3 separate regions of the Homo sapiens genome follow, and all the other regions are linked to region 1. Evidence: read pairs that join two places in POLR2A ChIA-PET (ENCODE). Cell type or tissue: PC-9. All regions are shown on one strand.

Evidence for each region. Peaks named below come from ENCODE experiments on the same cell type or tissue, not always from the same donor. Only the 100,000 strongest peaks of a DNase experiment are listed, where the experiment ranks them.
Region 2: POLR2A ChIA-PET joins it to region 1 with 5 read pairs; 5 of 35 experiments call an interaction of 5 or more read pairs at or near these places.
Region 3: POLR2A ChIA-PET joins it to region 1 with 6 read pairs; 6 of 35 experiments call an interaction of 5 or more read pairs at or near these places.

The regions. Positions count from the first base shown.
Region 1 is chr22:35,599,793-35,604,792 of GRCh38, reverse strand. No RefSeq gene overlaps it. Among named protein-coding and RNA genes, the nearest start is that of MB, 15 kb to the left of the region's middle. In PC-9, no CTCF peak of the experiment used is centred here; a DNase peak (open chromatin) is centred at 2,342; H3K4me3 peaks cover 572 bases; H3K27ac peaks cover 4,394 bases.
Region 2 is chr22:35,370,051-35,375,050 of GRCh38, reverse strand. No RefSeq gene overlaps it. Among named protein-coding and RNA genes, the nearest start is that of HMOX1, 8.5 kb to the left of the region's middle. In PC-9, no CTCF peak of the experiment used is centred here; DNase peaks (open chromatin) are centred at 2,220, 2,960 and 3,357; H3K4me3 peaks cover 1,017 bases; H3K27ac peaks cover 2,223 bases.
Region 3 is chr22:35,423,679-35,428,678 of GRCh38, reverse strand. MCM5 (minichromosome maintenance complex component 5) reads right to left here. Exons shown (of 17, transcript NM_006739.4): 17 at 3,248-4,525. The coding sequence ends at 4,424. Among named protein-coding and RNA genes, the nearest start is that of MCM5, 26 kb to the right of the region's middle. RefSeq lists enhancers at 1,318-1,823, 1,824-2,331, 2,332-2,837. In PC-9, no CTCF peak of the experiment used is centred here; a DNase peak (open chromatin) is centred at 2,008; H3K4me3 peaks cover 1,051 bases; H3K27ac peaks cover 3,719 bases.

The sequences.
Region 1 (5,000 bases):
CCACATGAGTGCCTGGACGAAGCGGGTAATAAGAGCTGGATGTGAACTGTGCTCCAGTTACCAAGCTGTGCACCCAGGGGGGTGCCTTTTCCTAACCCACACAAGGTGCTTTATGAGCAGGGACAGAGCCTCTTTCTCTGAGAACTACCAGCATCTGCAATCTGGGTGTTTTCTCTGCAGTTCTCTTCTTTATGACAGTTTCAGAAAATGATTCTCCAGCCTGGAAAGCAGAAAACTCTCATGATTTCCTCCAAGTATTTTCTCCTTTCTGTGTATTCCTTCTGGTTCTCTCTGAGTCTAAGCTTTCGACACTGCAAATCCAGGCAAGAGACATGGGTTTTTTGTTCTCAGCTGTCACATCCTTCCCTGAGGCTTAGGGAAAGAAATACTTTGCTGTCTAAAGAAGAGGTGAGAGCAAAAGGAATAAGGGCAATCCTGGGGGAAGAATAGAGGTTAACATTTAAAAAATATCCTAGCGGGGTGGTGGCTCATGCCTGTAATCCCAGCACTTTGGGAGGCCGAGGCGGGTGGATCACCTAAAGTCAGGAGTTCGAGACCAGCCTGACCAACATGGTGAAACCCCGTCTCTACTAACATACAAAATTAGCTGGGCACAGTGGCACATGCCTGTAATCCCAGCTACTCGGGAGGCTGAGACAGGAGAATTGCTTGAACCTGGAAGGCAGGGGTTGCAGTGACCTGAGATTGCGCCATTGCACTCCAGCCTGGGGACAAAGCAAGACTCAATCTCAAAAAAAAAAAAAAAAAAAAAAAGGGAAACTCTGTCTCAAAAAAATAAATAAATAAAAATATCCTACCGCTGTGACATGTATTCTACATTAATGTAACCAGTATTTATTGAGCATCTACCATGTACCAGGCCCCAGACTGAGACTTAGGCTTCAGTCTAAGTCACAATCGTGAATAAGGCAGACATGGTCTCTGCTCTCATGAGGCTTCCGCGGTGTGGGGATGAAGGAGAAAGTAGCCCATGCTAGGCCTCGGGGACAATAAAGGATTTTTATGAGCAAAGAAGGGGCCGGACATAGTGACCTATGCCTGCAATCCAGCACTTTGGGAAGCTGAGGCAGGTAAGTCACTTGAGCTCAGGAGTTTGAGAACAACCTGGGCAACATGGCGAAACCCTGTCTCCACAAAAAAATAGAAAAATTAACTGAGCATGGTGGTGCACGCCTGTAGTCCCAGCTACTTGAGAGGCTGAAGTGGGAGATCACCTATGCCCAGGGAGGTCAATGCTGCACTGAGCCGTGACTGTGCCATTGCACTCCAGCCTGGGCAACAGAGTGAGGCTCTGTCTCAAAAAAAAAAAAAAAAAAAAAAAAAAAGAAGTAGGAAGAGAGTTTCAGGTGTAGGAATTGCCTAAGGAGTGGCTTTCCAAATTCACTCAGTCATATATTCACACATGCATTGATCAAATATTTCCTGAAGCCTGCAGGGTGCCAGGCACTGAGCTAGGCTCTGGGGTGCCACAGTGAAGCAGACAGGCCCTGCCCCTGCCTCGGGGAGCTGACGAGGCACAGGGCTCTGAGAGTATGAAGATGAGGTGTGGGAGTGATGGCGGGCCCAGTCATGGTGGATGAAAGTCATAAAGAGTCAGCTGCTGCATAAGTCAGGGTTTTCCAGAGAAACAGAACCAACGGGAAGTGTCTACATAAATGTTCATGTTGCCTTTTCTACATTCACTTTTTTTTTTTTTTTGAGATGGAGTCTCGCTCTGTCACCCTGGCTGGAGTGCAGTGGCGCAATCTTGGCTCACTGCAACCTCCATCTCTTAGGTTCAAGAGATTCTCGTGCCTCAGCCTCCCTTGTAGCTGAGATGACAGGCATGTGCCATCACACCTGGCTAATTTTTGTATTTTTAGTAGAGATGGGGTTTCGCCATGTTGGCCAGGCGATCCACCTGCCTTGGTCTCCCAAAGTGCTGGGATTACAGGTGTGAGCCACCGAACCAGGGTCCTACTGGGATACCACACTAGTATAACATGTGGATATGGATATAAAAGCATGTTGTAAACTGTAGAGTATTTTAGAAATTAAATGGTTCAGGAGGTCCCAGTAGGACCCTAGTTCTGAACATCTGATTCCTGAAGCTGAGCTCTGTGTGTGTGCGTGTCTCTGGGCACACACTGGGTGTGTGTGCGCGTTGGCATGTGTGAGTCTGAGTGTATCAATGTCTGTCTGACTCTCCTGCTGTCAGGTCTGATCTTGGCTTCTAGCCACATTACCTGCCACTTTGGAATCCACAAGAGTCACCCCCAGGACAGCCCAGGCAACTTCTTTAAAATCTGGCCCTCCTGACTCTGCCTGGGACTGTGGCTTTCTGGGTGGAGCCTGGAGAAGTTGGATAGGATGTAAAAGAAACCAGGGCTTGGGCAATATCTGGGGAGCAGAAGTGAGAAACCGTGAAGAGCTGTGCGGGGTGACTCACTCGAGACCTCAACGTGGACAGCGAGCCACTAGCTGAGCAGAGCTGGGGCATCAGGTGACAGCAAAACAATGAGGGACAGGCTTGATAAGGTATACACACATACACGCACATGCAAATACACACAGACACACACGTAAATACACAGACACATAAACACTCATATGTACACCACATGCACACACACATGCAAATACACACACAGACACAAACACATGTACACACATGCAAATACATACAGACACAAACACATGTACACACACATGCAAATACACACAGACACACACATAAATACACAGACACATAAACACTCATATGTACACCACATGCACACACACATGCAAATACACACACAGACACACACATGCAAATACACACACACAAACACATGTACACACATGCAAATACATACACAGACACAAACACATGTACACACACATGCAAATACACACAGACACATATACACAAACGTACACACACATGCAAATACACACACAGACACACACTCATACACATACACACAAATACACAGACACGCACATACACAAGCACATGTACACCCACATACAAATACACACATACAAATACACAGACACACAACCACATACATACACACATACACACAGACACAACCACACACACATGCACACATACATAACACACATACACATATGCACAACCACACATATATGCACAGAAATGTACACACACATGCACACATACACATGTACAATTCTCACACTCATGTACACATGGCACACAAATACATGCATATACACACAACCGCACATACACTCTCACACACACACACTCTTACATATATACATTCACACACAGACACACACATACATGCTCACAGACATACACACTCACACAATGCACACACACACACCCTCACACAAATGCACACACACATGTACATACACCTGCACATGGACACATACATAACACACATGCAAATACACACATACACACAAACACACATATATACACAAACATGTACACACAATACATGCACACACACACGCACAATTCTCACAAGCATGTACACGTGACACACATATACATGCATATACACACACCCGTGCACACATACACTCACACACTCATAAATACACACACATGCACACACACTCTTACATACACATACACACATTCACACTCTCACATACACACACATGCACACATAACACATGTACACACAAATACATACAATCACACACATATACCCATACACAAACACACTCACATGTACACAAACACACACATACATGCACACATAGACAATTCTCACATATACATGCACACATATGCACACACACATGCACGCACACACGCACACACGTTTGCCATTTTATTAGTAATGAAAATGGCATCTTATATTTCTATTCTATTGTGTTTTCTCTCTCAGGTGCACACATGCATACACACACACAGACACACACACATATGCACGCACATGCACACCATTCATTGTGTGCTCCCAGACACGTGAAAGTGGTATCTTAACAAACAGACACAAAACCTTCCCCTTCTACTGCCCTCTGTCAATGCTGTTGCTTTTGTCTGACCACAGATTACCCACAAATAAAAAAATTCTTCCCATGCTGTTATTTTACACAGAAATACTGAACCTGTTAGCACACTCAGAAGGGCAAAATCTTTGCTGAAAATGTTCCAGTCATCAGAGGGCATCGGTTCCTCAAAAACAACGAGCGTCCGCTCCGAGGCGCGGAGCCTCTCCCATCTGCTGGGTGGCCTTCCCCATGGTGGCTGCGCAGGTTTCAGCCTCCTTGGAAGTTTTCCCACCGTGTATCAGAGTCAAGATCCCCCAGGGGCAGGGCGGCCACCCTTCACACATGCGTTAGAGAGAGGAGGTAGTTTTGCGGACCTGGTGAATTATGAAACTGGGTGATGTGGAGCTCCAGGTTTTGAGCACAGGGACCAAGTCCTCTGACAGATGTGGGAGGGATCAGACATGGGGGTGAGGGGCACTGGGCATTTCTGCTTCAGCCAGAGCAGCGGCACCTTTGGCCAACGTATCTATTGGGGTTCCGCATGATGTTTCATTAGAAATAAGCCAAGTGGGGTGACCACTGAAAAGAAAGGGTTGCTTAAACCACGAGCCTAGATGGATGGTTCTCAGGGGGGCTTGTATTTGGATATCAGGAGTATTTTGTTGCAGTGATGAAAGTACTGACAGTAAGAGGAGGGGAAAGCCAGCTATGAGGAGGGCCCAGCCCACTCTAAATATTTATTTACTTACTTATTTATTGAGACAGGGTCTTGCTCTGTCACCCAGGCTCGAGTGCAGTGGTGTGATCATGGCTCACTGCAGCCTCCACCTCCCAGGTTCAAGTGATCCTCTCATCTCAGCCTCCAGAGTAGCTGGGACTACAGGTGCACGTCACTATGGCTGGCTAATTTTTAAATTGTTTGAAGAGAAGGGGTCTCTCTGTGTTGCCCAGGCTGGTCTCGAACTCCTGGACTCAAGCGATCCTCCTTCTCAGCCTCCCAAAGTGCTGGGATTACAGAGGTTAGCCACCAGGCCAGG
Region 2 (5,000 bases), 230 kb after region 1:
ACAAACCTTGATTTCAGTCAGGAGTTTTGAATCTCAGGTTCTTCATATTTACCTTTTTTTTTTTTAGATGGAATTTCGCTCTTGTTGCCCAGGCTGGAGTGCAATGGCACTATCTCGGCTCATTGCAACCTCTGCCTCCTGGGTTCAAGCGATTCTCCTCCCTCAGCCTCTGAGTAGTTGGGATTACAGGCATGCACCACCATGCCCAGCTAATTTGTACATTTTTAGTAGAGATAGGGTTTCACCATGTTGGCCAGGCTGGTCTCGAACTCCTGACCTTAGGTGATCCACCTGCCTTGGCCTCCCAAAGTGCTGAGATTACAGGCGTGAGCCACTGCGCTCGGCCTGTATTTACCTTTTCCTCAAAAAGTAAACTTCTCCGAAATAATTTCAAATGTCCAGAAAAGTCGCAAGCATAGTACAGAGAATTTCTATACACCTTCATCCAGATTCACCAGTTGTTAGCATTTTGTCACATTTGCTTTATCGTATTCTCTCTTGATATACTATGCATATATATTTTTGAATATATACAGATATATATATCTCCTCCTGCCTCCATCTCCTGAGTATCTAGGACTATAGGCTCATGCCGCCACACCTGGATAATTTTTTTCATTTTTAGTAGAGATGGGGTCTTGCTATTTTGCCCAGGCTGGACTCCAACTCCTGACGTCAGGGGCAGTCCTTCTGCCTTGGTGTCTCAGAGTGCTGGGATTACAGGTGTGAGCCACCATGCCTATCTACCCCCAAATTATTTAGCATGTATTATATCTGGAGTGCAGTCCCTGACATATGGTTATAAAAATCAGGAAATCTGGCTTCGATATAAATTCATTATATTGTAGAGGAGGCAAAATTTTACCTATACCCTTTTAGAGTTTTCTGCTGGGCCTGAGAATTAAACTGACATGAGACAGATTAGTAGGAGAAAAGCATACACATTTATTTAACGTACATTTACATAACACGTGAGCCGTCCTAAGGAAAAGAAGACTCAAGGAAACAGAGCCAAACACTTACATGCAGATTTGGACACAGAGTAGTAAACTGTGAAAACGTGACAAGGCAAAGTGGCGTGGGTGTGGGTTAGGGTGGTTAACTGGGTAGAGAAGAGACTAGGAAGAGCTGGCTTTAACAAGCTTTGTTTGTACAGATTTATTTTGGCTTCAACTTCCTGCCATGGATGAAAGGAATGCTAATTTTCTCCTCGTATAGAGAAAAGTCTTCCATATGGAATTTCATCTCTTGCTTTCAGGAAGAAAAAAAGAAGGTCAGAGGCTCACTGCAACCTCTGCCTCCCAGGTTCACGCAATTCTCCTACCTCAGCCTCCCTAGTAGCTGGGATTACAGGCATGCGCCACCACGCCCGGATAATTTTGTATTTTTAGTAGAGATGAGGTTTCTCCAAGTTGGTCAGGCTGGTCTCGAACTCCTGACCTCAGGTGGTCTGCCTGCCTTTGCCTCCCAAAGTGCTGGGATGACAGGCCTGAGCGACCATGCCCAACCCACAGCAACCTTTTTGCACCTGATTTTGTTTGTTTGTTTTTAAAGTGCCTTTATCCCAAAATAATCCTTTTTTTTGAGACAGAGTCTCACTCTGTTTCCCAGGCTGGAGTGTAGTGGTCTGCAACCTCAATCTCCTGGGCTCAAGCAATCCTCCTGCCTCAGCCTCCCAAGTAGCTGGGATTATAGACATGCACCACCATGCCTGGCAAATTTTTTATATTTTGTATTTTTTGTAGAGACAAGGTTTCACCACGTTGCCCAAGCTGGTCTGGAACTCCTGAGCTCAAGCAATCCCCCCACAGTGGCCTCCCCAAGTGCTGGGATTACAGGCATGTGCCACCACGCCTGGCCAGCTCAAAATAATCCTTAATCAATGAATGGGGAGTGGTGGCACACACCTGTAATCGCAGCTACTTGGGAGGCTGAGGCACGAGAATCGCTTGAACCTAGGAGGCAGAGGTTGCAGTGAGCCGAGATTGTGCCACTGCACTGCAGCTTGGGTGACAGAGACCCTGTCTCAAAATAATAATAATAATAATAATAATGATCCTTAATCCAAAGTGGCACATTTTGGGTGGCATATCCTGAACTCCTTCAATATAAAGCCTATATTCAAATGTCCCCTATTGCCCCAATAACCTCCTCTTTAGCCGTTTTACCAGTCCAGGTTCCAGCCCAAGAGGTTGCATTGCATTCACTTGTCCTGCCTCTTTGGGTTCCTCAGCCTTTGAAGTTTTTTTTTTTTTTTTTTTTTGAGGCGGAGTCTTGCTCTTTCGCCCAGGCCGGACTGCAGTGGCGCGATTTCGGCTCACTGCAAGCTCCGCCTCCCGGGTTCATGCCATTCTCCTGCCTCAGCCTCCTGAGTAGCTGGGATTACAGGCGCCCGCCACCACGCCCGGCTAATTTTTTCTATTTTTAGTAGAGATGAAGTTTCACCGTGTTAGACAAGATGATCTCGATCTCCTGACCTCGTGATCCGCCCGCCTCGGCCTCCCAAAGTGCTGGGATTACAGGCGTGAGCCACCGCGCCCGGCCTTGAAGTTTTTGAAAATGACAGGCCGGCCATTTTAACAGATGCCCCTCCATTTGAGTAGCTCCCACCTTTAGGTTGCAGCGCCCCCGCGCCCCGCTCAACAGCGATTTAAAGTGTGAAGCCCCCAGCACAGCGCCTGGCCCGTGGCAGGCCGTCGGGAGATAGAGGTTCCCTAAAACAGTGGTGCGGGGAGTAGCAAGAGGCTAGAGGAGGAGTGAGAGGAAGGGTGGAGGAGCTGCTATGGCTTCCCTAGGATTCAGGCCCCAGACGAGGCCGAGGACGTGCTGGCTGAGGCATGTCCCGACTCCAGACTCCAGCCGGACAGTCCGGACTTTGCCCCAGGGGATTAAACCTGGAGCAGCTGGAACTCTGAGGAAAACAAATCTCTAGACCGTGACTCAGCGAAAACAGACACCGGGACCGTGACTCAGCGAAAACAGATCTCGGGGCGGTGACTTAGCGAAAATAGACCTCGGGACCGTGACTCAGCAGGAAAAACACGGCCACGTGGCTCGGGAAAGGATTACTCAGCAGGGGCAGAGCGGCGCCAGATGGGCTGGGCGCGGCGAGCGGGTGGGGGGCGGGGTAAGGGGGGGTACGCCTGGGCGGGGGGGGGGGGGGCGGGTGGCATCGCGCCCCAGGCTCTGGGGACAGTGTGCCTTTCTTTAGGACCTGGCCCCTGCCTCTTCGACTCTCTAAGCTCTAAAGGGTGGTTAACAGCCTTCAGGGCTGCTGGTAGGCTTAAGTGAGCCCAGAAGTGAGCAGAAGTGAGAACTGCCTAGTAGTTGATACTCACCGGGTCCCTTAACAAAAAACCTTGAACGAATAAACAATGCCTCTGCCAATCACAGGCTCGGCAGCACCGTGGGAACTTTTTTTTTTTTTTTTTTTTGAGATGGAGTCTTGCTCTGTCACCCAGGCTGGAGTGCAGTGGCACGATCTTGGCTCACTGCAACCTCTGCCTCCTGGGTTCAAGCAATTCTCTGCCTCAGCCTCCCGAGTAGCTGGGATTACAGGCACCCATCACCATGCCCAGCTAATTTTTGTATTTTTAGTACAGATGGGGGTTTCACCATTTTGGCCAGGCAGGTCTTGAACTCCTGACCTCGTGATCCACCTGCCTCAGCCTCCCAAAGTGCTGTGATTACAGGTGTGAGCCACCGCACCCGGCCTTTTTTTTTTTTTTTTTTTTGACGAGTCTTGCTCTGTCGCCCAGGCTGGAGTGCAGTGGCGTGATTTCGGCTCACTGCAACCTGTCTCCCAGGTTCAAGCAATTTTCCTGCCTCATCCTCCCTAGTAGCTGGGATTACAGCTGTAATTATACCACATCCGGCTAATTTTTGTATTTTTTTAGTAGAGATGGGGTTTTATCATGTTGGCCAGGCTGGTCTCGAACTCCTGACCCCAGGTGATCCATCTGCCCATTATGGGAACTTCGATAGCTGCCTGGGAAGGTGGTGGTCGCTATTGAGTGATTTGAGATCTCCCTCAGCTCAATTCAGCCAATACTTGGTTGTCTTCCTGGGGCCTCAGTTTCCCCATGTTAAAAGTGGGGAATAAAGATAATTTCTCGTTCACTTAATGATATTCCCTGAGTCTATATCATCATCATCCTTGACTTATTTTTTTTTTTTTTTGCGATGGGGTCTCACTCTGTCACTCAGGCTGGAGTGCAGTGGCACGATCTCGGCTCACTGCAGCCTCCATCACCCGGGCTCAAGCGATCCTCCCACCCTAGCCTCCCAAGTAGCTAGGACCACAGGCCTGTGCCACCACGTCCACCTGGCTAATTTTTTTGTGTTTCTGATGGAGACAGGGTCTCACTATGTTGCCCAGGCTGGTCTCAAACTCCTTGGTCCCTTAAGTAATATAAAGATTTTTTTCTTTTGGAGAAAGAAGGTGCCATTTTCCCCCATTACCCAACAGGATTTGGAAGAGAGTTGCTCAGATAAGGAGATTAGCACAGAGTAGGCAGCTCTTGAACTCAAGAGGGAAATTTATAATTTTACTTGCCGCCTCCAAAGTTACCCTTGGCTTTGTCCTGTTAATGACAATGTCTGATTTGGAAGCCAGCCAGGGCAGAGAACCCCTTCAGCTCATGGCCATCAGGGGTTGGGATTCTGTCCTGGGGGGGTTCCTATGACCCTCAGGGCAGTCCCGTTTCCAGTGGCTGAGCTTGTGGCAAAGGGAACAAGCTATGTGGGGCTTTTCCCCATTTATCCCATGGGGGCAGTTTATCTGCCAGTGGCCTGGCTTCTGGCGCTGATGGCAGTTACCTAGGAGGGGATTCTGAGGGCAACCTGGGTGGGGCTGGAGGGCTTATAAAACAGCCAATAGTTGAGCCTCTCTCTGTTCCCTGCATTTCTCTGTCTCTTTATCCCTGTCCTCCTCATTCTGCTGTTGATTATAAAAGACCTGAGAAGGCTAATTTGAGGATTTCCTGCATAGAGGCACTGGA
Region 3 (5,000 bases), 180 kb after region 1:
GACCACGTGCAGAAACAGGGAGCTTACTACCTTACAACACAGCCCTTCTGTTAGAGCAAGCCAATGTGTGTAGGTTTACATACGTCAATAGTAGGTTTTTTACGTATGTAAAAAACTATCTACATATGTAGATAGTTTACATATGGAACACTGAAAAAGCCTTTACCCTGGGCCTGGTGGTGTTCTGAGTGCTTTGGGGCTGTTAACTCCTTTAATCCTGGCTGGTGCAGTGGCTCACACCTGTAATCTAAGAACTTTGGGAGGCCGAGGCAGGAGGATCGATTGAGCCCAGGAGTTCCAGACCAGCATGGGCAACACAGTGAGAACCACCCCCATCTCTAAAAAAATAATAAAATAGGCCAGGTGCAGTGGCTCACACCTGTAATCCCACCACTTTGGGAGGCCAAGGTGGGCAGATCACTTGAGTTCAGGAGTTTGAAACCAGCCTAGCCAACATGGTGAAACCCCATCTCTACTAAAAATACAAAAAATTAGCTGGGTGTGGTGGTGGGCACCTGTAATCCCAGCTACTCAGGAGGCTGAGGCAGGAGAATCGCTTGATCCTGGGAGGCGGAGGTTGCAGTGAGCCGAGATCGCGCCAATGCACTCCAGCCTGGACAACAGAGTGAGACTTGGTCTCAAAAAAAAAAAAAAAAAGAGAGAGAGAGAGCGATGGGGGTCTCACTATGTTGCCCAGGCTAGTCTTGAACTCCTGGCCTCAAGTGATTCTCCTGCCTCAGCCTCCTAAAGTGCTGGGATTACAGGAATGAGCTACCACACCTGGCCCCAAGTCCATGTTCTTAACCACTGTGCTTTACTGCCTCATATTTTTAATAAAAAATGCTTGTTTTTGATCTATAAAAACAAATTAAAACCATTTTAATGTACTCTTTGGCCTCACCATAATGTCTTAAAATAAATATCTACCTTGGTTCATCCAGACTTGACACTCCTAATTAAACATTTGTGGGGGGTGGGGGGCTAGGGAGGGATAACATTAGAAGAAATACCTAATGTAGATGACGGGTTGATGGGTGCAGCAAACCACCATGGCATGTGTATACCCATGTAACAAAACTTTACGTTCTGCACATGTACCCCAAAAACAAGTATAATAAATTAAAAAAGGGAAAAAAATAAAAATAAAAAAATAAAGGCCTTGAAAGCCAAAAAAAAAAAAAATGTGTTAAATACCAAACAGACGTATTCATGTTTAAATACATATGGATAATAGTTACAACACCCAAAAACATAAAACCTTCTTCCATGAGCTGGTCTCTGGAATGCTTAACTTTCGCATTTTAGAAATTCAACATTTTTGTAATTTTGTTGCTTACAGGCAAGAGAATGGGACTTTAGGCTGCTCTTTATAAGCATTCTCTAAATAACATATTTGAAGTATGGGCCATCTTTATTTCCAATAAAGAGAAACCTAAATTGGATATAGCCTTTGCTATGTTTTCCAGCACTGGGTTTGTAAGTCCCTGTGCTCTGTGACTTTGGATCTGGTGGCTGGAAGCTCACAGGTCTGGTGAAGATCGTGTAGTTAGCATGTGTATCCTCCTCAGTGATACCTGCGCTTAGGCTTCCTGTCTGACACCAGTGGCCCACAATGGGTGCAAATTAAGTCATATGTGACTAAGGACAAGCAACATGGTCTTAGTTCCCAGATCAACAGAGGTGGTATCTGTGAACAGAGAGAGAAACCAGGTAAAAGGACTCCATCATGAGCAAGCTTGTCTGCTCTCTCCTTCCCAGACCTGGAACTGGAGAAGGGGTGGAGCGGCTCTCATAGTGGTGAGCGAAGTTGAGAGACCCATGCAGCCAGGAGTAGAGTGGGGCAGGGAACACAGCAGCAGAGGCTCGGCCTCTGCTCACACAAAAGCATGAAAAGGTGAAATCCGAGATGGCAGAGGCTGTGAGGCAGGGAAAACCACAGGCACCCAGCCCTTCCTGGGAGCACCTCCCCGGGGCCAGGCCCAGCTGCTCTGATGTCTACCCCCTCAGTTAATCCTCACAGCCACCCCTGGGTGAAAGGGCTACTGTACTGCTGTGCCCTTTCTACAGATGAAAGGAGGCTGAGGGGTGAAGTGATTTGCTCAGCAGAGAGAAATGTCCGCTGGGTCGCGGCCTGTAGCTGGTGAGGGTAGGGACAGATCTGAGAAGACAAGCCTAAGGGAGCCAGGTCACAGGTGAGTGAAGAGCTCAGCCACCCTGAGTGGCAGCACCAGCTCGGGAATCCAGCTCCCCCCCTTGCCCCACCTCCCTGCCTCTCTAGGTGTCACTGAGGCCTGACTGGAGATTCCACTAAGCCGAGCCCCAACTATTACTCAGCCTGAATGCTCCCCTCTCCTGGCCTCCCTTCAGGCTCTCTCCTCAGCCTTTGCTTTCCCCAACAAGCAGGTGTTTCCCTGGCTCAGGGGCCTCTCTTCATGCTGCTGCCCCGATCTGGAAGGAGACTGGCATGCTCTGAGCACAGCTGCTCCTCCTATGAGCCCTACCCCAACTACCACGGAAAAGCCAGTCGGACCCCCTTTGGCCTCTCAGTCCTGTGCCTGCCAGTCAGGCCACCTACCCCTGGGAACCTACCCCAGGGTCAGTCTCCCCCACCTGACTGGCACCTGCCTCCCCCAGGCCAGGACTGTCTCTGCCCAGCATCCCACTCAGGCCGAGGTCAGGGACTGCCAAGAGAGAATCTGGCAGAAAAGGTGACATGGGTGGAGTTCGGAGCCACCAGGTTTGAAGCCTGCCCTGCACTCCCTCACTGTGACACTTGACTCTCTGAGCCTCAGTTTCTCCACCTGTAAAACAGAGGTGACCACAGCAGCACCACCCACCACAGGGGTGGAGAAAAGGCCACCAGCAAAGTTGCCACTGCAGGGTGAACCTCATGAGAGTTCCACACTCCATGAACAAGCAGGACGGGAGGACCTTGGGCCTGAGATGCACGCGAGTCCCCACCTGAGCAAGATGAAAGGCTAGCAGGAACCGGAGATGCAGCCTTGGATGCAAAACCCACAGCGCGCCCAGTAAGGTTGCCACCCCACCAAGAAAACAAAAGCTGTTCCAGACACTCTCAAAATTATCAGAAAAGAAATGAGCTTTGAACGGGAGTGAGTCAGAGGAAAGCTGATTTAGCTCCTCTCATCTCTCCATTTCCCCGAACAGTATGGAATCAGAAAGGGCTTTGAGCTGCAGGAATCTTCTGCACAAAAATACATTTGTGATTCAACAATGACCAGGCGGATGCACCAAGCTTTCTTGTATTTTTAGAAAAATCAAATAATCTTACTTCAAGTTCGTGTCATTTTTACATGGCAATTACTTTTAAATACCTTATCTAATGTTCCATAGATTTCCAAATTCACGTTTTGCTTGACACTTTGTATTTCTAAATGTATTTTAAATATCAAATATTTTATTTCACTGATTTCTATTTAATTTTATGAATCCTAGCTTTTTTAAAAACACAAAACATACCAACTCAGAGTGACTTTCTGAAATTAGGCAAAGTGACCGAGGCACTTGGCAACACTCCTTCCTCCAGCATCACTGTCACTAGTGCCTTCTGTCATTCAATCCTCACAACTCAGGGTGAGGAATCCCCCCATCTCCAGTTTACTGATAAACTCAGGCACAGAAAAGTGAAATGTCTCGCCCAAGGCCACACAGTTACACGTGGCCCACCAGGAAAGAACTGGCTGGAGTCCTAGTTCCTGCCTGGTGGCCACTACATTCCCCTCACTAACAGCTGCTCACTGACCCTAAGCACAACCCTGTGAAGCAGGTTCTAGTATCAGCCTGCTTACAGATAAGGAAACTAAGGCATGGAGAGGGTCCATGAATCCAGGCAGTCTGACCGCCGCACCACGGCTCGCAGCCCCCCAATAAGTTACTGGGGAACAGGTGAGGCGGATCAAAATCACACACTTTGAGAAGCGCTTCCCCACTCCCTGGTCTCACTGGATTCCCAGCATCAAGGGAGTGGCTTTATGAGCCCCGCTAAACAGATGAAGAAACCGGAGCACTCAAGTCACGTGACTTACCCAGAAGTCTGAGTGGCAGATCCAAGTCAGAAACCCTGGCCAGTCTGCCTCCAGACCCTGTTCCCTCACACTTACCCTGCCATGAGGGCACGATGGAGGTGACAGGTCACCGAGTGCACAAACCCACAGATACCTGAACACACCGTGGCTTTATTATTAACGGATGCCAAAAGCACACTTCCCAGAACCGCGCTAGAGGCGGGCGCCCAGAGGCAGCAGGACACTACAGCTCCTTCCTCTGGGGCAGAAAGGAGGGTGCCTGGGAAGTTCGAGGGCTGCAGTGGGGAGGCAGAGGTCCCAGCAACATTGTCAATGGCAGGCAGCGGCAGGAGGGGCGAGGCGTGGGCGAGTCCATGAGTCCAGTGAGGCGGCGCGACTCACTTGAGGCGGTAGAGAACCTTGCGCTGCATGCGATGCTGGATCTCGCCGCGCCGCAGCATGAGCTGCAGCACCTTGTGGATGGCGTGCTCCGGGTATTTCTGTGGGAGCACATGGCTGGCTAACGGCACGTGCTGCCCGAGGGGACTCCGACAGAGCCCAGACATCCCCAGGCTCACGGGGAACTTTGTACTCAGGCTCCTTTGACCTAAAGGGCCCACACTTCCTGAGTGCCCACTGTGTACCAGACACTGAGGCACACGGAGGCTAAGCCACTTGCTCAAGGTCACAGCAATTAAGAGGTAGAGCTGGGACTTAAGTCCCATCTGACTCTAGAACCGAAGCTCTAAACCTTTCTCTAAGCCTCAGTCTGCGCACCTATAGAATAGACACGATACCACCCATTAAACTGCCCTGAATCAAAATGAGATGATGTACAAGGAGCGGAGACCAGAAACTAGGATTAATCCTGAGATTTTAAAGGTGACAGGTTTTCCAGAGCATCTGGGAAATCCCATCTTCTCTCTATGGGGCCAACAGTACCCTCCTCAGTGAGCCAGAAAGCTCACTCTCATG